2 separate regions of the Mus musculus genome follow, and region 1 is linked to region 2. Evidence: chromatin loops called from intact Hi-C (ENCODE). Cell type or tissue: left cerebral cortex. All regions are shown on one strand. Links, peaks and the distances in the headings refer to the core of each region. The heading gives the core; the rest is flanking DNA. Region 1 overlaps Nop56 (NOP56 ribonucleoprotein). Region 2 overlaps 4930402H24Rik (RIKEN cDNA 4930402H24 gene).

Evidence for each region. Hi-C counts contacts between places; a loop is a spot of excess contacts. Peaks named below come from ENCODE experiments on the same cell type or tissue, not always from the same donor. Only the 100,000 strongest peaks of a DNase experiment are listed, where the experiment ranks them.
Region 1: it touches region 2 in a loop (10-fold over the local background); 1 of 42 quality-filtered maps calls a loop at or near these places.

Annotation. Positions count from the first base shown.
Region 1 is chr2:130,278,785-130,281,695 of GRCm38, forward strand. It overlaps Nop56 (NOP56 ribonucleoprotein), which reads left to right. Exons shown (of 12, transcript NM_024193.2): 12 at 113-529. The coding sequence ends at 439. Idh3b (isocitrate dehydrogenase 3 (NAD+) beta) reads right to left here. Exons shown (of 12, transcript NM_130884.4): 6 at 2,854-2,911; 7 at 2,623-2,756; 8 at 2,429-2,531; 9 at 2,172-2,318; 10 at 1,673-1,767; 11 at 1,479-1,539; 12 at 525-942. The coding sequence ends at 856. Among named protein-coding and RNA genes, the nearest start is that of Snord57, 2.2 kb to the left of the region's middle. In left cerebral cortex, for the core only: no CTCF peak of the experiment used is centred there; DNase peaks (open chromatin) are centred at 1,659 and 2,234.
Region 2 is chr2:130,703,593-130,706,503 of GRCm38, forward strand. 4930402H24Rik (RIKEN cDNA 4930402H24 gene) reads right to left here. Exons shown (of 37, transcript NM_029432.2): 37 at 2,608-2,911. Among named protein-coding and RNA genes, the nearest start is that of Slc4a11, 7.5 kb to the left of the region's middle. In left cerebral cortex, for the core only: a CTCF peak has its summit at 1,805 (motif pointing right); no DNase peak of the experiment used is centred there.

The DNA.
Region 1 (2,911 bases), core at 226-2,725, 420 kb before region 2:
GTAGATCATTAAGTCACCAGAAGTACTAGGTTTGCTCTTCTGCCTGGATTCTAATGGGAGCTGTGGCTGCTAACAATTGTAAGCAATGTCCCGTGTCTGATTCCCCCTTCAGGAGGTAAATGAAAAATCTAAGAAGAAAAAGAAGTTAAAACCCCAGGAAAATGGAATGGAAGACCCACCTGTCTCTCTACCTAAATCCAAGAAAAAGAAAGCTCCCAAGGAGGAGTTGGCCAGTGACCTTGAAGAGATGGCCACTAGCAGTGCTAAGAGAAAGAAGTCCTCACCTAAGGAGGAAGTGGCCAGTGAACCAGAAGAGGCAGCAAGCCCCACCACCCCTAAGAAGAAAAGGAAATTTTCTGAGGAGCCTGAAGTTGCTGCTAACTTCACAAAGAGCAGCACAAAGAAAAAGAAAAAGTCCCAGAAAGCACAGGAGGATTAGAACGGACCTGCTTGGTGGGAGGGGCATACCTTGTGGCAGCTCCTGCCCATGAATGATAAAACCCCAATAAAAACACAAAACCAGATAGTATGTGTGTATTTTGTTTATTGACTATTTTTTTCATGGGCATGTATAGGATTTATGACAGGGCAGTAATGACAGCTTCAGTGAAGTCATGACATGTGGCATAACCACCCATATCTGAGGTTCGAACCTGTGGGAAAAAGTTATCATCTTAGGGTCTGGGCCTTGTCGCAACAACCCACCCTTTGAGATACCCTTAACACCAGCCCCCAGGACAGCCTAGCCTCAGAAAAGCTATTATAGTCTACTGTCTAGATGTTCTCTTCTGGTCCATTGTACTGAAGGGATGTATACGAAGCATGGTCCTTTTGAAATTGGAGGGAGTAAGGGCTCTAGCCCCCATGGGGGTGCAGGTGGCCGATGACAGACTTGATGAAGTCAGTTGTGGTGCTGTAGCCTCCCATGTCTCGAGTCCGTACCTACAGCCACCAACAGCAAAAGCCGTGGGGAAGAAGAGAGAGCCCATGAAGGAGATGGGACAGCATGATGAGATGGAGACCAAGAAAGATACAGTGCAGTGGAGAAAGAATGGAAGGAAGTGAGCAGGTGTGGGGGTCAAGGGCCTGCCCACTCGAGCAGACAAGGGAGTACAGGAGGCCGAGCAGGCAGCAGGATGGGGAGAAGAGCATATCACAAAGGATGAGATGAGGTTACCTTGCAAGAAATGAGACCAGCTGGGAGGGAAAGCAGGCAGCTAACCCTGCCTGTAATCTCCACCCCGACAAAGCTGCAAGGTCTGTAATCAGATGGCCCAAGAAGGGCAAAGGATGGTTTGGGAAAAGTAACAGCAGATGGAACTAAGGTGAAGAAGACCAAGAGGATGAAACAGCCAAGAGAGGGGAAGTGAAGAACAGCCCCGAGGTCACAAAGGAGGTATTGTTGGGGCCTGGAGGAGAGAGGTCCCTCAGGTCCCAGCAACAGCAGTGCCGAGCCCCTGAAGCCTTTTGAAACTCACCTTGCCAGCTTTGATCACTTTCTTCACTGCATCTGCAATCATGCTGGAGTGATACTCAAGACTGGCAATAGACAGGAGAAGCTGAGAATCCAACCAAAACACTCCCACCCTTCCCTTCTCCTTCCCACTTGTGCTTCCCGTTCCAACACCCACCCTCTCCACCCACGACCCAGCTTGAGCTTCCTGTAACCTACTTGAGATGCCGCAGCATGTTGGTGGCCGACAGCAGCATGGCTGTGGGGTTGGCTATATTCCTGCCCACTGCCTGGGCAAATGGGTGCCGAGCACCCTGTGGGAAAAAGCAAGCCAGAATCACTGGAAGGAGACAGGCACGTGCAGAGGTACAGGTATATACAAAATGTATTATGGCACAGAAGGAGGGCAGGCTAAGGGGACTGAGAAGATGTGTAGGGCAGGAGAGGAGGCAGCCATAGTCATTTCCAAGTGGGGCACTGGGATAGAATACAGCAGAACTACCTGAGGTCAGGAAAGGGTAGGTACAGATGACTAACAGAATTTTGTTTTGTTTTGTTTTCTTGAGACAAAGTCTCACTATGGAGCTCTGGCTGTCCTTGATCTATGTAGACCAGGTTGGTTTTAAACTCAGAGATCCACCTGCCTCTGCCTCTACCTCCCAAGTACTGAATTAAAAGCATGCACCACCATCCCCGGGGGAAAAATAATCTTGCTCACCGTCTCAAAAACTGCATACTCTGCACTGTAGCTCTCCCCAGGAACCACGCCAGCTCCCCCAACAAGGCCAGCAGCCAGATTGTCAATTATGTTGCCATAGAGATTGGGCATCACGAGCACATCAAACTGGTAAGGGTTCTGCACCAGCTAGGAGTGAGATATGAGAATAGAGAAAGGAGTTCCACACAGAGAGAGAGAGATTGATGAATGGACTGGCTTCCACTCCCTGCTCTCTGGAAACTCACAAAGGGCCTTACCTGCATGCAGCAGTTGTCTATGATCATGGTTTCAAACTTGATTTTAGGGTACAGTTCAGCAACTTCCTCACAGCACTGCAAGAACAAGCCATCCCCTAGTTTCCTGTTCACAGGCCAGAGGACAAAAAGCAATCAATAGGGTTCAAGGGATGGAACCCAGCCCACAAAAAAACAAAAAAATTGGCCTTCCTCACATGATGTTGGCTTTATGGACGGCTGTGACCTTGCTCCGCCCTTTCTTGGTGGCATAGTCGAACGCAAACTTTGCAATCCTCTGAGACTTGGTGCGAGTGACGATCTTCAGGCACTCAATGACACCCTTGGCGCTCTGGGTGAGAGGGAAGTAGCTTGTGACACTAGGGAAGAAGCAAGGAAGCCCACCTCCCACTTGCCTCTCCTTGTCCTCCGTAGTTTCTAAGCCTCACCTCATGTTCCAGAGAGCTATACTCCCCTTCTGTCTGCTCTCGAATGATAACCAGGTCT
Region 2 (2,911 bases), core at 326-2,825:
GTAATTCTCCTGGAACTGGGGGTATAGATGGTTGTGAACTACCATGTGGGTGGTGGGAATAAAACCCAGGTTCTCTGGAAGAGGAGCCAGTGCTCTAAACCAGAGTCATCTTTCCCTAATGCACCAGGTGGCTGAAAAGCCATTTCTTCAGCCCCAGATTTTTTGTTTGTTTGTTTGTTTTTGTTTTTGAAGACAGGGTTTCTCTGTGTAGCCCTAGCTGTCCTGGAACTAGCTCTATTAACCAGGCTGGTCTTGAACTCCCAGAAATCTGCCTACCTCTGCCTCCTTAGTGCCAGGAAGAAGGCAAGCACTACTGTGACCTGGCTAACTTTTTTTTTCCCCTAGGGATCGTACTGAGGTCCTGAAGCTGAGCCATTTCTCCAGTTGATAGATTAAAAATAAATAAATAAATAAATAAATAAATAAATAAATAAATCCCGAAGACTTAATTTTCTGAGAATTTCAAACAATATATTTTGATTATATTCTTTCCCATTCCCCAACTCTTTCCAGATCTTCCCTTACCCTCAACTCACATTGTCTTGCTCGAAAAGCAGGAAAAGAAAACAGAGCTCACACACACTTTGTTCAGTGAGTTGTGCTAGCCAACTACCTTGTCAGACTATTTTAAAGACAAAAGCTTTCGGAGCCCAGACTGGTCTCAAATTACATAGCCAAGGTTAACCTTAAAATTCCTGCTCCTCCTACCAAATTGCTTGGATTATAGGTCTATGCCACACCATGCCTGGCTTTAGAATGTTGTTAAAGTTTTTCTTTCCTAGGTCAAAAATTATTACAATCATTAACAATGAAAAGCAAAACACAAAAACCTCCACCCTTCCTAGAACATGTACTAGAAAAGACTCCAGACAGCTGTGGAACTCAATCAGGAATCTAGCTGATGGAGAGCCTTGCAGGGGCTTCCTGGAGATCAGCCATGAGGGGCTGGGAAGCAAGCCCAGACACTCTGGCACTTCCCCACAATCCCTTCCTGGGAAGTCTTTGCCAGTCTGCCTCCTAGGGTCTTCTGCAAAGACGAGCACTTGGGCTTGTGGTCTGTAAGATGTGAGCTAGAGGGCTTGCTGTGGGGACAGGGTTACCCCTTTCCACATCTCCCAAACCCGTTCCATGTAGTGTGGCATCTCAGCTCCCACGCCCTCTGAGCTGCTTTTGGAGGCCTGCCCTTAGACTCCTCCTCTTCCAGCCATATCCCAAAGCTACGCCTAGGGCCTTCCCTTTGCCCCAGGTCCCTATGGGAAGGACAGGATACACGTGCTCTGGGGGCCAGGCTGCCTGGAGAGCTGGCCTCTAGGAGATGGACCTTTCCCTGCTCTCAGCTTTGGGGTTGGGGATGCGTGATAAATGGGAGCCGAGTGGTGCAAACCTCACACCCATTTGTATGTTTGTTTTCTTCCTTTAGTGCTGTAAATACTTGGGCCAACTTTGGAGGCCCCACTTAGACTCACTTCTGGATTTAACTAGGCCTGCCAGTGTCCCTCGTTCTGTGCCAATTACTCTACCTGCTGGTGACTTAGTTGCCCACATTTATAAAGTTACACTGAGGTGGCAAACCCACAGGGCTTGTAAAGAGTTGACCAACCCATGAAGGCATTGTGCCAACGGGAGCCTTACCAGGCCGTCAGAGTAGGGGAGTAAGGATGGTGGCTCGTACCTACTAACCTTCTACTTGGGAGAACAGATCAGGAGTTCTTGGCCAGTTTCTGTTACATAGCAGAATTAAAAAAAAAAAAAAAGATTTATTTATTTATTTTATGTATATGAGTACACACTGCAGCTGTCTTCAGACACCCCAGAAGAGGGCGTCAGATCCCATTACAGATGGCTGTGAGGCACCACAAGGTGGCTGGGGATTGATGGTTCTAGCAGGAGAGCACAGCTACTCGTTATACTCAACTGGAAACTGGTTCTCCTCTATTCTGGGAAGTTTGTCCTCTTAGACCTAGTGCACTGGAAGCTGCTTCGGGAGGGACACACATAGAGCAGTGAGGGAGGAAGGGACACCCACCTAGCCAGCCAGATCAGCCTAATCAACACTGGCAATCAATGGGGTGAGAGATGTCGCAGCCAGATCACCCTTACATCCAGTTGCTAGGAATTAACTCAGGACTTCTGGAAGAACAGTCAGTGTGTTTAACCGCTGAGCCGAAATCTCTCCAGCCCCAGTTACATATAAATTTAAGGCCAGCCTGGACTACAGGACATCATCCTATTAGAACAACAACCACCAACCAACCAAACAAACAAAAAGAAAAAAAAAAAAACAGGTGGAGGGAATGGGGGTGTGAGCTCACCCTGAGCCTTGGAAGAGAGGAGTCTGTGTGCGGTGTGTGTGTGTGTGTGTGTGTAGCTTTTCTTTAGGACAGTCAGTTTTGTGTCTCCAGCTCCTGGGGCTCCTGAAGTGTATAAGCCAGGGCAGGTGACTGTGATGTGATTTTACCCTCTGAAGGTGTGCTGAGGGCCTCCAGGGCTTCTCCCTCAGCAGTCCTAGCCAGGAACATCAAAGCCAGACTGAGAAAGTCTCCAGTGCCCAGGGTTCCACCCTCCAAAGCCACACCAGGGATACTGGGAGACAGGCAGAGACAGAGGTACTTGTTGAGTGACAGTTTATTGGTCCTTAGCATTACATCTTAATTCCAAGTGAAATTCACAGACACAACTGCAGATAAAAACATGTAAAATAATATAAAAATAAATTGAAGGCTACTTTTATATATTTACTGAATTAAGTAGTGTAATAAATACTATAATAAGCAAAAAGTTTCAATCACACAATTCAGTTTCACTGAAGTTATAGTAGTGTTTGTAAATATGAATTTTAAAATTTAAGTTACAAATATTAAAGCATTGAAAAACTAGTATAAAAGTGAATTTTGGCACGTAAGTGAGCTCT